Linked DNA regions of Homo sapiens: region 2 is linked to region 1. The links are chromatin contacts, found by Hi-C or POLR2A ChIA-PET in ENCODE. All regions are on one chromosome and are shown on one strand. Each heading gives the region's core, a stretch centred on a gene start or an enhancer-like site at or near the end of the contact. The rest is flanking DNA. Distances are from core to core; before and after follow the strand shown. Region 1 holds the start of FAM174C (family with sequence similarity 174 member C). Region 2 holds the start of PIAS4 (protein inhibitor of activated STAT 4).

The links. A loop is a pair of places that touch in the nucleus more often than their neighbours do. ChIA-PET counts read pairs that join two places held with the same protein, here RNA polymerase II (POLR2A). Pooled maps may share reads with other maps.
Region 2: a pooled map shows a loop between it and region 1 (8-fold over the local background). The contact joins the promoter of PIAS4 here to the promoter of FAM174C in region 1. A Hi-C loop is called at or near these places in 1 of 50 pooled maps. POLR2A ChIA-PET finds 5 or more read pairs at or near these places in 2 of 52 experiments (CD4-positive, alpha-beta T cell and WTC11).

The regions. Positions count from the first base shown.
Region 1 is chr19:1,272,265-1,279,439 of GRCh38, forward strand. It overlaps FAM174C (family with sequence similarity 174 member C), which reads left to right and starts at 3,266. Exons shown (of 3, transcript NM_017914.4): 1 at 3,266-3,566; 2 at 4,919-5,035; 3 at 6,513-6,964. The coding sequence starts at 3,286. The coding sequence ends at 6,513. CIRBP (cold inducible RNA binding protein) reads left to right here. Exons shown (of 6, transcript NM_001300829.2): 6 at 1-2,546. The coding sequence ends at 179. RefSeq lists silencers at 1,223-1,406, 2,773-2,997, 2,896-2,955, 2,966-3,335, 3,666-3,735 and an enhancer at 4,296-4,375.
Region 2 is chr19:4,004,402-4,011,576 of GRCh38, forward strand. It overlaps PIAS4 (protein inhibitor of activated STAT 4), which reads left to right and starts at 3,335. Exons shown (of 11, transcript NM_015897.4): 1 at 3,335-3,386. The coding sequence starts at 3,360. RefSeq lists enhancers at 2,361-3,252, 2,769-2,898, 3,253-4,143 and silencers at 3,099-3,398, 3,429-3,488.

The DNA.
Region 1 (7,175 bases), core at 2,016-4,515:
CTGGGCAGTCAGCTAGGTGCATGTGTGGCCGCAGGCCAGCCTCCCTCGGCTGTGGGGGGTGGTTGCTCCCCGGCCGCAGGCCGCGCCCTGGTCTGGCCTCTGGGGTGAAGCTGCCTCTTGTTGCTTCGGTGCCTTTACACTGTGCCTGCTTCTTGTCCTCAGCTACACACAACGAGTAAAAACCCTTCCTGCTCAAGATCGTCCTTCCAATGGCTGTGTGTTTAAAGATTGTGGGAGCTTCGCTGAACGTTAATGTGTAGTAAATGCACCTCCTTGTATTCCCACTTTCGTAGTCATTTCGGTTCTGATCTTGTCAAACCCAGCCTGACCGCTTCTGACGCCGGGATGGCCTCGTTACTAGACTTTTCTTTTTAAGGAAGTGCTGTTTTTTTTTGAGGGTTTTCAAAACATTTTGAAAAGCATTTACTTTTTTGACCACGAGCCATGAGTTTTCAAAAAAATCGGGGGTTGTGTGGGTTTTTGGTTTTTGTTTTAGTTTTTGGTTGCGTTGCCTTTTTTTTTTTAGTGGGGTTGGCCCCATGAAGTGGGTGCCCCACTCACTTCTCTGAGATCGAACGGACTGTGAATCCGCTCTTTGTCGGAAGCTGAGCAAGCTGTGGCTTTTTTCCAACTCCGTGTGACGTTTCTGAGTGTAGTGTGGTAGGACCCCGGCGGGTGTGGCAGCAACTGCCCTGGAGCCCCAGCCCCTGCGTCCATCTGTGCTGTGCGCCCCACAGTAGACGTGCAGACGTCCCTGAGAGGTTCTTGAAGATGTTTATTTATATTGTCCTTTTTTACTGGAAGACGTACGCATACTCCATCGATGTTGTATTTGCAGTGGCTGAGGAATTCTTGTACGCAGTTTTCTTTGGCTTTACGAAGCCGATTAAAAGACCGTGTGAAATGAACCTTGCTCTGACAATTCCCTTGCATTGCACCACACACTCCTTGCTGCGGGCTCCTGCAGCCAGACCTGAGCAGAGAGAGAAGGTGGAGAAGCAGCGGGTCTGCAAGCCTTCCCTGGGGCCTGCAGAGCTAGAAAGGGAGGCCCAGCAGACTGGCGCTGGTCAGGGTAGGGGAGCCAGGCGGGGGACGGGAGCGGGCAGCTCAGGCCTCAGGGCAGCCCTGGGAGGCTTCTGGCAGTGGTGGCCAGAGGGCTGGACTGTGCGGGCAGCTTAGCAGGGACAGTGGACGTGCACCTGACGCTGACCTGGACTGCCTCAGTCTAGAAGCAGGCCAGAGAGCAGAGGCACGTGGCATCCCAGGGCGACCTCAGACGGCCAGCCGGTTAGCTAGTTCTGCTGTTGCTTCACGAGTTCTGAGCATTCTCTGCTAGCCTATGGAAGCTGCAGCCCTCGGAGGACAGAAGTGTTGTGCGCCCAACAGAACCCTCTGAGACGCAAGCTGCTCCCTTGGCTAGCTCATATGTGGAAATAGCCCTGTAATTCGAGGTAACTCCTTCCGCTCGTGTCCACATCCCTCTTGTTGAGAGCTCACTGAAAGTCATGTGCCCGGGGAATGTTCCTGTGACTGTTTTTTGTTTTTCCTTTTTTTTTTAACTTTGTTTTTGTTTTTTTCAATTAAGCTGGAACTAAAGTCAGGCCCAGCCATTACGCTCCCCACGTGCAGCCAGGTGCAGCCTGGGCCCAGTCATGCCTGGCTCATAGATGAAATCCCTTAAGCAGGATTGAAGACCAGTGAACGCCCCCGCCTTTTGGATTTTTTGCTCAATTGACCGTCTTTTCCAGACCTCTTTAAGTCACACTCTTAACTTAGCTTTCTCTGATGTCTGTTGCCGCCATTAGTTTTTTTCTAGAGCCCACACTGGCCCACATAGCTCCATCCCATACGGGTAGCTGGCTCCAGCTGCGCCAAGGTGCAGACCCGCCCTGGGCATGCTGGCCTGTGACGGAGCCTGAGGTCACAGCCCCCTGACTAGCCTGAGACCTTCCTAGGGGCTGTGGCTGTTTCCGGGGAGGCCGGGAGGGGCAGCTGTGAGCCCTGTGGAGGACGTTGGGAGTAACGCTGCTTTGCTTTGGCAGGTTGAAGGGGCCCGGCCAGGACTCGGGGAAGGGTGGCCTGAGAGCAGCGATGACCTCTGGGGTCACTGTCCCAGGAGGGACTTCACCTGGAACAAGAGCTGGAGGCAGCCGCTTGCCCAGGAGGCTTGTCCCCTGTAAGTGCTTTCGGGAAGAGTGGCATGTGGCGCTGAGCCCTGTCCCGGGCGGCACCTGGGCGTTTCAGTGAGTCCTGCTCTCCCGCACCTATGGCCCCATGGCGGGCGCCTTTCGGTGTGTGTTGGGTGCAGGGCAGCGCCTCCCGGGAGCGCCGGGTCCCCCGCCTGGAGCCCGCGCCTGTTCTCCCTCCCTTCCTCCTCCTTCCAGGAGGCGCTTCGCCAGTGAGGTGCGGGCTCAGGGCCTCGAGTCTCTCCTGGAGCACGGGCTGCGGTGCGCCGGCAGCTTACGGGGCGGCCAGTCCTTGCCCACAACGATGTGGAGCCCTGTGAAAGTCGGATTCGAATAAAGGGCCACGTGTGCACCCAGAAAGCCGAGTCTGTGGTTCAGGGGGGTCTGTCGGCGGAGCGGGGCCACTGGAAGAAAAGCCTGCGGACCTCGGTTCAGCGCACGAGTAGGACCCGACAGGGAAGACTGCAAGGGTCATTGTCCGAGCAGTGACCGCGGGGGGCTCGCCACTGAGGGGGTTCGCAGCGCGGAGACTCCAGTCTCGCGGGATCTGAGGCGCACTCGGCTTCGAGGGAGCGGCGGCCGCGCAGCCGCTGTCAGGCCCCGTCTTGGGCCGAGTCCCGGGTTCCCTGTAGCAGGCTTGGGAGCGGGGCGCCACCTTCCTGGGCCCTGGACGTGGCCGACGCGTTCTCAGTGTCCGTGAGGCCGGGGCAGGAGTGGCGGGGGTCGCCCCGAAGTGGGTGGGAATGAGCGGCCCGAGGTCCTGAAGTCGGGGTCCGCCCCGTCTCCCCGCTGCCAGCCCGATTTCCTCGGAAGCCGCGACCCCCCACGCTGGGCTGGCAGTTCTGGGCTCTGCCGGCTGCGCCTTGCCGGGACTCCCACGGGCGGGCTCCGGGCCTCCGTCCTGATCCCTTGGAGCGGTTCGACGAAGCAAGTTCCGCGGCGGGCGCGCGGGGCACTGTGGGTAGCGCCGGGGCTCACCAGGCGGAGGCGGGGCCCGGCGTCAAGCTCCGCCTCCGCGCCCCATTGGCTGGCATCACCTCCGCGCGCCTGACTGACAGCGCGCATAGGGGCGGGGCGCCGCCACCGCTTCCGCCGGGCCATGGGGCCGCGCGTGCTGCAGCCGCCGCTGCTGCTGCTCCTGCTGGCGCTGCTGCTGGCGGCGCTGCCGTGCGGTGCCGAAGAGGCCTCGCCGCTGCGCCCCGCGCAGGTCACGTTGTCGCCGCCGCCGGCCGTGACGAACGGGAGCCAGCCGGGCGCGCCACACAACAGCACGCACACGCGTCCGCCGGGGGCGTCGGGCTCGGCGCTGACGCGCTCCTTCTACGTGATCCTGGGCTTCTGCGGCCTGACCGCGCTCTACTTCCTGATCCGGGCGTTTAGGTGCGTCAGGCGCACGTGGGCGCCGTCTCTCAGCCTTGGCCAATTAGCGCGCGCCTAGTGCGTCACGTGCCGGGCCGCGGGGTCCTCCCCTCCCTCCCTCCCTCCCTCCCTCTCTCCCTGTTGGAGTGGGCGTGGGCGGTGCTGTGCGGGGTCGTCACGTGGTGTGGGCGGTGCAGGGGCCACGGGACTCACCCGCTCTCCAGCCTGCGCCTGGGGTTGGAGGTGCCCAGCGCGCCGCCTCTTAACTCGGGGGTGACGCTGCCCGTTTCCCAGGTGGGGCCACTGAAGCCGGAGCATGCCGGGCAGGGGTCAGGCCCTGGCGGGGCGAGGGGGCCTCCTTGGCTCCTTGTCGCCGGATGCCCGTCCTCGTTCTCATCTTCCCGCCTGCCGCCAGGCCTTTCCGTGGGGTCCCGATATTTTCCTTTCTGCTTCTACCCACTGAAGCTGGTTCGTCGCCAGGGTCGGCCACGTGCCCGCCTTGGGTGCTCCCACAGCCCGGGAGGTGCAGCTGCGTCCCCAGACCCTCGCGGGGGTCTCCAGCTGTAGGCAGCCCCTGGGCAGGAGGGGCTTCTGCGTGTTCAGGCCACCCCGGCTTCCCTGGCCTGTGGCTCCAGTCTCCTCTGGGCTCCTGACTACCCAGTGTGGCTGCTTCTCCCGGGTGGGAGAGACACAGCGAGGACCTTATCCCTCCCCATCACCACCCTGGCAAAGTCAAGCCGCTTTTTATTTTTTATAAGTTTTTATTGTAGCGATGGGGTCTCGCCATGTTACCCGCGCTGGTCTGAACTCCTGGGCTCAAGTGATCCTTTTTCGTTGGCCTCCCAAAGTGCTGGCATTATAGATGTGAGCACCTGCACTCCGCCATGCTGCTTTTTATGGGCCCTGTGCAGAGCCTCCCCTGTGCTCCACACCTCTTCCTGTGGAAGCACCTGCTGCGCGCTCTCCCCTGCCTGTATGCCGCGCCCTCCCTGCCTCCCGGGCTGCTGGGGCCACCAGGGGCTTGGCCCTGAGACAGGCTTCCATTCTGTTGTCTTTGGCAAAGTCTCACCCCTGTGTGAGCCTCAGTCTTTTCATCAGTGCAATGGGAGTGACATCAGCGTGCCTCTCCTGGGGTCCTGGCGCAGGGGAGATGGGAGGGCCTGGTAGGGCACATGTCTTCTTACTGTCATCGCCATGGGAGTGAATGGTAATCACTTGGCGATTAGGACATGAAAGAAGCAGGCACAGCAAAACCAGGGAGGTCTGCAGCAGGGCTCGGGGCTCCAGTAGAGGACGGCAATGAGAGTCCTGAGGGAAGGAGGAGGCAGGGTTGGCGGGGAGGGGCCACTGACTATGCCTGGACCTACTTCCAGGTTGAAGAAGCCTCAGCGGAGGCGATACGGCCTCCTCGCCAACACTGAGGACCCCACGGAGATGGCCTCGCTGGACAGCGACGAGGAGACGGTGTTTGAGTCCCGGAATCTGAGATGGTGTGCACCCTTCCCCAGCTCTGGGGCCTCGGTGGGCAGGCTGGGCTGGAGACTCAGCAGGACCCTGGGGACTTGGCCAAGCCATGGAGTGGTCCCTGCAATCACAGCTGACAGCGGTAGTCAGGCCATGGCCCCACTGGGCAGGGCTCATCCCTTCTCCCAGCCTCCATTTACAACTTTTTTTTTTTAAACTTAAATGTTTGTCATTTATTTATTTTTGAGGTGGAGTGGCGCGATCCCAACTCACTGCAACCTCCGCCTCCGGGATTGAGGCGATTTTCCTGCCACAGCCTCCCGAGTAGCTGGGATTACAGGCACCCGCCACCACGCCTCGCTAATTTTTTGTATTTAGTAGATAGAGATGGGGTTTCACCATGTTGGCCAGGCTGGGTTCCAGCTCCTTACCTCAGGTGATCCATCTGCCTGGGCTTCCCAAAGAGCTGGGATTACAGGTGTGAGCCACCGCACCTGACCTAAGTTTTGTTTTGTTTTGAGATGGAGTTTCGCTCTTGTTGCCCAGGCTGGAGTGCAATGGCACGATCTCTGCTCACTGCAACCTCCACCTCCCAGGTTCAAGCATTTCTCCCATCGCAGCCTCCTGAGTAGCTGGGATTAAAGGTGCTCACCACTACACCCGGCTAATTTTTGTAGTTTTAGTAGAGACAGGGTTTCACCATGTTGGCCAGGCTGGCCTCGAACTCCTGACCTCAGGTGATCTGCCCGCTTCGGCCTCCCAAAGTGCTGGGATTACAGGTGTGAGCCACCGTGGTCAGCCTTCTTGCTTTTTTAAGGCAGGAAAGCGGCTGCAGGGCTTAGGGTAGTGGTTGCTCCATCTGGGCCCCTCCCTGAGGGATGAGGTCTAAGTCAGGTGGAGAACTGACTGCAGGATGCTTCTGAGCGGGCGGGGTCAGGGAGGGCCTCTCCCTGGTGTAATGGGGCTGGCTTCTGGAAGAGTGTCTCAGGCCGAGGGAACAGCAGGGAGCGGCCGGGCTGCGCAGATGCCGGGCGGGACTGGGGTAGGCCTGGGCATCGAGGCAGCTGTCAGGGGTTAGCAGGGTTCTGGGCAGGGAATGATGGGTATGTTGCGCTGCAGTGTGGCTGCTGGGGGGACCTTGGCCTGTTGGGGGGTGGCAGGCATGGAGGCTGGGAGACCAGGAGACTGGGCGGCCTCTGGGGACAGCTCTGACTTTTTGAGCCCCCAGGGAGGGAGGCACTGGGATCCCTCCGCATGCTCTGACTCCATTCTGGGAACCCCTCCCAGGTTTCTTCTACCTCCTGGCTGGGGGCCCCTTCCCCCGGAGTGGGCAGTTGCACAGGGCCCAGGAGGCCGGGGAGGGAGGCCAGTGGGGGGAGGCTGGGCCCTGGTAGACCGAGGGGCCTGGACAGGCTGCCTGCCCCTGCCTGACCTGGGTGAGCCTCTGCCCGGCAGGGCGGGCCCTTCACTCCTTCCCTCTCACCCTTGACCCCCTGCTTTCAGATGCTGAGCCAGGGAGGCGGCCCTTCCAGCAGCCATGAGGGAAGGACAGGAGATGGGGCCCACCCCAGTGCCCAGCAACCCCCTGCTCCACCGCTCATTCCCCTGCTGGCCCCGGGGCTGGTCTCACCCAGTGCCAACCCGAGAGCTCCTTTTGGAACCTGCACAGCCCGCCGACCTGTTGCCACCTGCACCCACCGCTGGACCATGCAGCCTCGCCTCCTGGATGCTGTCCCAGCCTGGCCGAGGGTCCCAGGTGAAGACTGGAGGGACCCCAACAGCCACCGCCCAGGACGCTGAGGCTCCCTTGCCTGACTGTGACTTGTGCCTCTCTCCTGCCCCCGTGGGGACATGGCAGCCCAGAGCCAAGGCTGGGTGGGCAGGTGACCCAAGGAACCTTTCTGGGAACACCTTCTCGCCGGGCTGGGAACAATAAATGCAGCCATGTCTCTGCAGCTGGTGCTGACCCCATGCCACCTCTAGACCCGTGCGTACTGGTGCAGCCAGTGTGGGGGTGGGTGGCGGAGCAGGGCTCAAGCCAGCCTCGGTTCCCCATCTGCGACCATGCTTGGGTTCTCCAGCCTTGCTCCCAAGTAAGGAACCCATCTTCAGCTGCCTGGGATGAGGCCCTGCCTGTCAGCATCTCTCTTCCTAGAGAGAACTCCT
Region 2 (7,175 bases), core at 2,085-4,584, 2.7 Mb after region 1:
AGAATCAGCAGGGCCGGAATGAAGGTAAGACTCATACGTGCAATGGCAGAGCTGGGGTTTTGCTGTCAATGGACAACATTTCAACAAATCTAAGGACCTTAACCGGCTTCATTGCAATTTGCTACACTTCATTCCATAAAATAGGATAACTGTTCCAATCAGTTGGGCAGAGGAGGTTGGCTCTACAGGAAGAGAGGGGTTGTAGAGAGCAAAATCAAAGAACAGGCTGGGCGGGGTGGCTCATGTCTGTAATCCCAGCACTTTGGGAGGATCCCCGAACTCGGAAGTTTGAGAGCAGCCTGGGCAACTTGGCAAAACCCCATCTCGACAAAAAATACAAGAATTAGCCAGGCGTGGTGGTGTGCACCTGTAGTCCCAGCTACTCAGGAGGCTGAGGTGGGAAGATCACCTGAGCCCGGGCGGTTGAGGCTGTAGTGAGCCATGACTGAGCCACTGCACAACAACCTGGGAGACAGAAACCTATCTCAAAACCAACAGCAACAACAACAACAAAAACCCAACAGCAAAGAATGTGTTAACTCATTAGTGTTACCATCAGGTTGTTTCAGGCTAGTTTTTTTTTTTTTTTTTTTTTTTGAGACGGAGTCTCCCTCTGTCGCCTAGGCTGGAGTGCAGTGGCGCGATCTCGGCTCACTGCAAGCTCCGACTTCCGTGTTCATGCCATTCTCCTGCCTCAGCCTCCCAAGTAGCTGGGACTAGAGGCGCCCGCCACCAAGCCCGGCTAATTTTTTGTATTTTTAGTAGAGACGGGGTTTCACCGTGTTAGCCAGGGTGGTCTCGATCTCCTGACCTCGTGATCCACCCGCCCTGGCCTCCCAAAGTGCTGGGATTACAGGCGTGAGCCACCACACCCGGCCAGGCTAGTTTTTTTGTGTAAGGATTAAAGAAATTAAGCAGAGGGAATTTTAGGACATTGGCCACTGAAGGCTGAAACTGGCCTGTTTGGAAAATTGGTTGGCCGGATCATCTAAGGTCAGTAGTTCTCGACTAGTCTGGCCAACATGGCGAAACCCCGTCTCTACTAAAAATACAAAAAAATTAGCCGGGTGTGGTGGCGGGCACCTGTAATTCCAGCTACTCAGGAGGCTGAGGCAGGAGAATCGCTTGAACCTGGAAGGCAGAGGTTGCAGTGAGCCGAGATTGCGCCATTGCATTCCAGCCTAGGCGACAAATGTGAGACTCCTCCTGGAAAGAAAGGGAGAGAGAGAGAGAGAGAGAGAGAGAAAGAAAGAGAGAAAATAAAATAAAAGAGAAAATGGGCTGATAGGGCTCCCTCCTGGTTTTCCCAAAGGTCAGATAACAACTTAGCTTCGTCATTGTGACTTAGAATCTGAGTGTGACTAGCTGCATTTTGTTTATTCCTGTGTCTTGGTGCCTAGCACAAGAGTTTAGTCTAAAACAACCGCCTCCTATAATTTTGTCGCCCAGGCTGGAGTGTAGTGGCATGATCAAAGCTCACTGCAGCCTCCAACTCCTGGGCTCAAGCGATCCTCCTGCCTCAGCCTCCTAAGTAGCTGGGACCACAGGCGCACACTCCTACGTCTGGCTCTTTACTTAAAATTTTGGTATTTCAGGCCGGGTGCGGTGGCTAACACCCATGATCCCAGCACTTTGCGAGGCCGAGGCCGGTGGATCACCTGAGGTCAGGAGTTCATAGACCAACCTGACCAACACAGTGAAACTCCATCTCTACTAAAAATACAAAAATCAGCTGAGCGTGGTGGTGCCCACCTGTAGTCCCAGCTACTCGGGAGGCTGAGGCAGGAGAATCACTTGAACCCGGGAGGCAGAGGATGCACTGAGCCGAAATTGCGCCACTGCACTCCAGCCTGGCGCCACTGCACTCCAGCCTGGTGACAAAGCAAGACTCCGTCTAAAAAAAAAAAAATTAGCTGGGTATGGTGGTGCATACCTGTAATCCCAGCTACTCGGGAGGCTGAGGCAGGGGAATCGCTTGAACCCAGGAGGCAGAGGTTGCAGTGAGTGGAGATCGCTCCATTGCACTCCAGCCTGGGCAACACAGCAAGGCTCTCAAAAAAAAAAAAAAAAAAGGCTGGGCATGATGGCTCATGCCTGTAATCCTAGTACTTTGGGAGGTTGAAGCGGGCAGATCACTTGAGGTCAGGGGTTGCAGAAAAGCCTGGCCAAAAAAAAAATTAGCTGGGCGTGGTGGCAGTCGCCTGTAATCCCACCTACTTGGGAGGCTGAGGCAGGAGAATCCCTTGAACCCGGGAGATGGAGGTTGCAGTGAGCTGAGATCGCGCCATTGCACTCCAGCCTGGGCAACAAGAGTAAAACTCCGTCTCGAAAATAAATAAATAAATAACAATTTGGTATTTCATCCATCATGGACTCTTTTGCACTGATTTTTTTATGTTTAAAGTGTTGGACTAGCCAGGTGTGGTGACTCGCGCCTGTAATCCCAGCACTGTGGGAGGCCCAGACAGAAGGATCATTTAAGCCCAGACATTCGAGACCACCCTGGATAACATAATGAGATCCTCGTCTCTACAAAAATAAAAATAAAAAATAAATTGCACTAAAATACTTGATTATTGAAGTTTGAAATCCACTTCTACGGGCACGAAGCCACTTAGCTCCAAAGCCAAGGAGCGCTTTGGAGAAGAGGTCCCAACTGGTGCAGATCCAAGGTTTCCCATGGGTGGGGAGGCAGGATGGGGGGGGCGCCTGCAAAGAGGTGAGGGCTGTACGATCTCCAAGGAATTTGGGAGCAGGGGTCCCGCTTTTCTCCGCCGGGCGCCCCCAGCCAGCTGGTTGCCGAGCCCACGCCCCATCTGCACACCAGGACCCGGATGTGCAGCGCGCGGGGTGTCTGGGCCCGTGGAGCCTGCACCGCGCTGCGCTGCAAGGCGCCTCACTGTACGCACTGGCGGCCGTTGCGGCGGAGCAACCATCCCCTGCCCGACGCCGCCGGGAGTCTGGAGACGCACCTGGCGGCCGCCGCGCGCAGGAAGCCACGGCACCTAGCTGCATTGTTGTCGCTGCCACCGCCCCCTCTCGCCTTCCCTCCCTAGAGGAAACCGAGCACCCGTCCCCACCTGCGCAGGGCTAGTACCACTTTAAGGAGTCAGGCGCCGCCGGGGTAGGCGTGGTCGCCGCGAGCGGGGGGGGGGGCGCTGGTGTAGGACGGACCTGATTGGCCGGAGGCCCGGGCGGTGGCCGCGCGCGCCTGCGCAGGAGGCAGCAGCGCGCACCGGCGGCGGGAGGAGCGCGCGCGGGTGCTAATTGGCCCGGGCGGCGGCCCCGCCCGCGAGTGGTGAGCGGTCACGTGACGCGACGGCTGGGGGCTCCCGGCGCGGGGGACGCTGGTGACCAAGATGGCGGCGGAGCTGGTGGAGGCCAAAGTGAGTGAGCGGTGGCGGCGCCGGCCGGGGCAAGTGGGCGAGAGGGCGGGGGCCGGGCCGCAGGTCGAGGTCTGCGCCTTCTGTCCGGGGCCCCACAGCGCGGCCGGCCCGCGGCTCGCCGTCCCGGCCCCCAGACCCCGACCCCCGGTCTCAGGGTGAGGGCGGGGGGCGGGGAGGCCGGGGGCGGGGCCCTCCTGCCTCACCCAGGTCTTCGCGCCGGGGGTCGCTCCCCCGGCTTCAGGCAGGGTCCCCCCACCCAGCCCGAGCCCTTAGGGTCCCGGTCCCTGAGCGCCAGGCCAGGGCCGCGCCTCCCGGTTGAGGCACCGTCCCGCCGGGATGCGGGACGTGTTGAGCTACTCGTTGCCCTCTTGGTTCCGAGCCGGGGTCCTTGCTTTTTGGCTGGTGTGTTGGGGGGAGTGTCTGCGCCTCCCCGCCCACAGGGCTCCCAGGACTGCTATCTGGGTCTCGTCCCCGCCCAACAGGCCAGGCTGGGGTTTGCGAGTCTCCTGCTCGGAAGGGTCCCCCGAGTCCTGGATAGTGTCCTGCCACCGTCCAGGTGGAGGAGTCAGGGCCCTGAGACCACCCCCAAGACACGGCACGTCCTCTTGGGGTCTGGAGTTCAGGCTCGGTCTTGAGCCCCTCTTCAGCTCCTGCATTGGTCCCAGAACCCCGCCCCCTTCCCGACACCGTCTCTCACACGCCGGAGTGGGCGCTTGGGGGAAGGCTGGGCCCTCCCTTTCCCTCCCCATAGGATGGAGTTCGGACCACTCTTCTTGGTCACAGACCTTCTTTATTCTCCTTTTTTTAATCTTAAATCCTGGACTGTGCTTTGGTCCTACCTCGTTCCTCTCGGGACAGAATCTGAGGCTACTGATTCTGCTTCAGGGGGCTCTAAACCTCACCTGTGCAGCATCAGATACTGTCCTCAAACCTTGGCTGCTTCTCCTATTTTCTGCTCTTGAGCGAGTCTACTTCTTAGGTCAGACACCCACCCTCCCCCTACACAGCCCCCAGAACTTTTATGCACCCCAACTTTGGTTTCTAAGGTCCCCTCTCTTTCTGCCTATTCTCTTTTGTTGATCTCTGGAGGGTCCCCACTGGGTCCAAGGCTGGCCTCTTTAGAACAACTGTTGCTGCTGCTCTATTATACTTTGGGTCCTGTCCAGGTCCCATGTCCCATAGATACCATCTCCTAGCTTGGAACCACTTTTAATCATCCTGGGATTGAGCTCAGAGTATCCCCATTCCAGGGGATGTACCTTCTTGTAGGTGCCTACCTAGAGCTGAGGGTCTAAAACCCTTAGAAGTGCCCGCAAGGCCACGGCTTCCGGGGAGGTTAGGGGACCTCTCCCTCCCCCATCCCCTTTCACATCTTCCCTCCCCACGGTCCTGACCTGTACGTATCTTCTTCTCGGTCCTCTCACATTACCCCCTGGGATCTGAAAACACAGCACTCAGGGCTCTGTGATTATAGCATATACCTCTCTTCGCCTCCCAACCCTACACCCCTGCGCACACTTCTGCTCCTCTCTAGAGTTTTGAAAAGTGGAGACTCGCCCTGGAGATGTGGAGGCCTGAACTCTGTAAACCCAAAGTGGCAGGCTCTGGGCTTGAAGTGTCCTGGAGTCCTGAAATGTAACCTCCCGTTTCGGGGCTTGGAGCTGTGACCCTGGACCCCAACCCCCACCCTGGCTGAGGGCAGGGTCTGCACTCTTTTGTACCATCCAGGCCTTGAAATATGATCTGATGAACTTTCCTTAACCCTCTGGTGGCTGGGCCCCCCCCCACCCCAATTAAATCAAGTTGACCCTTCTTTCAGGTTCTCTAAACCGTGAGCCTCCATTCAAGGGGGCCTGGACCCTGGGGAACCTTCTTTCTCCTTGAGTCTGTTGCTACCTCTCCAAGTACCTTAAATGTCATTGAAACATCCCCTTCTTTACAGGGGCCTTCCCCAGCCTGTCATATTCATGGCTGCAGATTCTGTCTTTTGGGGTGCATCACAGACTGCTCGGAGGGGCGAATGTTGGGGGTTTGTTGGTGAACTTTGAAATCTGAGACTCTCAGCTTGAGGCCTGCAGGCGGGTTTGGGGCAGGGGTGTCTGTGAGCTCCCTGAAATAGTCCACAGCGTTTCGCACAGATCTCCGCTTTCCTGGAGAGAGGCGCCTTCCTGAGCTACCCCCGGTGCTCTGAGGGGCCTATGCTGGAGGAAAGGTTCAGCGCAGCTGCTGTGTCTCGGCTGATGTCTCCCCATGCGACTTCCAGGCAAGCCTGGAGTTGAAACTCTGGAAGCTGCCGGGGCCTGGCACTGTTTATAAACACAGCTCTGACGGCAAGCAGGTCAGCTTGAAGCCAGGGCAGGAAGTGATCTTGGGGCATTTGGGGCTTCTTCCTGAATGCTTGTCCCCCCCGCACTCCCTCCAGTGTCAAGGGCAGGCTCCTCCGAGGTGGCAGCTGCTGGGAAATCTGAGTCGTGAACATATGGCCACCTAAGGGGTGTGCTCCGGGAAGCGGGAGCTGCGGCTCCACTGTCCAGCCTGGGTGGGGCAGGGGCTCCCGGGGTGCGAGGATGTCAGCAGGTTCCCCAGCCCACCTGCCTTCGGCCAGTCTGCCAGTGTGAAGTGTCCACATGACATCGTCTCTCCCTGCTAAGGCTTTGGGCCACTTCCAGAAGAAACATCTTGTCTGCAAGCCTTTTTGTTTTCTGCACAAGGTAGGAAGTCAGGCCAAGGGAGATGAGGCATTTTTGTTTTCAAAGCATCCCTGACTCTCAGGCCCAGCAGACCATGCAGGTCCCCATAGCCAGTGTGCTGGTGAGTGAGGGTCCCCCGGGCAGCAGACGGGAACACCCTTGGGAGGCCAGAGGCCGAGGGGCCGATGCCAGTCCCACGCATGTACTAGGGAGGCTCTGGGCCAGCCTCTTCCCTCTGTGAGCCTCGGTTTCCTCACCTACACGATGGGTGTCCTCATTGTGAAATTAGCGACACAGGCCTTGCTGGTGCCTGGTAGGGAGCAAGACGCTGGCATCCCGATTCTTTACAGTCACGGGGCCCCGCAGCCCTGATATGGGAAGAGGCTTCTCCCGAGGCTCTTTGGGCAGGGCTGGGCCGCCTGCACGTGTGTCCCTGTCATTTTGAGCCTGGACAGCCTCTCCGTCTCCAACAGGACCCTGGCCCGATACAGCTGGAAGAAATCAGAGCTGACAGATGAGGACCCGACAGTGGGCCCCGGCTGCTGCAGCTTTGGTGCTGAAATGTGCGGCTAGGCTCCTGGTCTCACCCTGGGGCAGCCAGGAGCCGGAAACCTCAGCGCCTCCTGGCACGGAGGCTGCAGTTTACATACCCCACTGGGACTGCCTCTGGCTTCGACCCTCAGGGTCTTTCGAGTGGAGTTTGAATGGTTTATTGGTTTCTTCGGGTACCCGCCAGCTTTCCTTAACACCCTTGACGCTTGAGCTTTCTCCCCATTCCTCCTGGAAGCTACTGTTTCCCACCACATCTCATTCATCCCAGGCCAGCTTCAGGGCTAAGGGTGGGTGGCCCTGAAACCCTGCCAGCCCATCCCTCGAGGACACCTGGCTTCTGCAGCCTGTTGAGGAGCCTTCCTTCCCCTTCAGGGTCCTACCCCTCATGGAGGTCAGGCCACTGCCAGTCTACCCCACCTCAAACACCAGGGTCAGCTGGGCTCTGCTGTTTGGTTTTTATTTCGCTGGAGAGGCCCGGCCAGGCGATGAGGGCCAGGTCCTGCCAAGCCTCATTTGTCGCTTTGACCCAGGTCCTGCAACAGCCCCT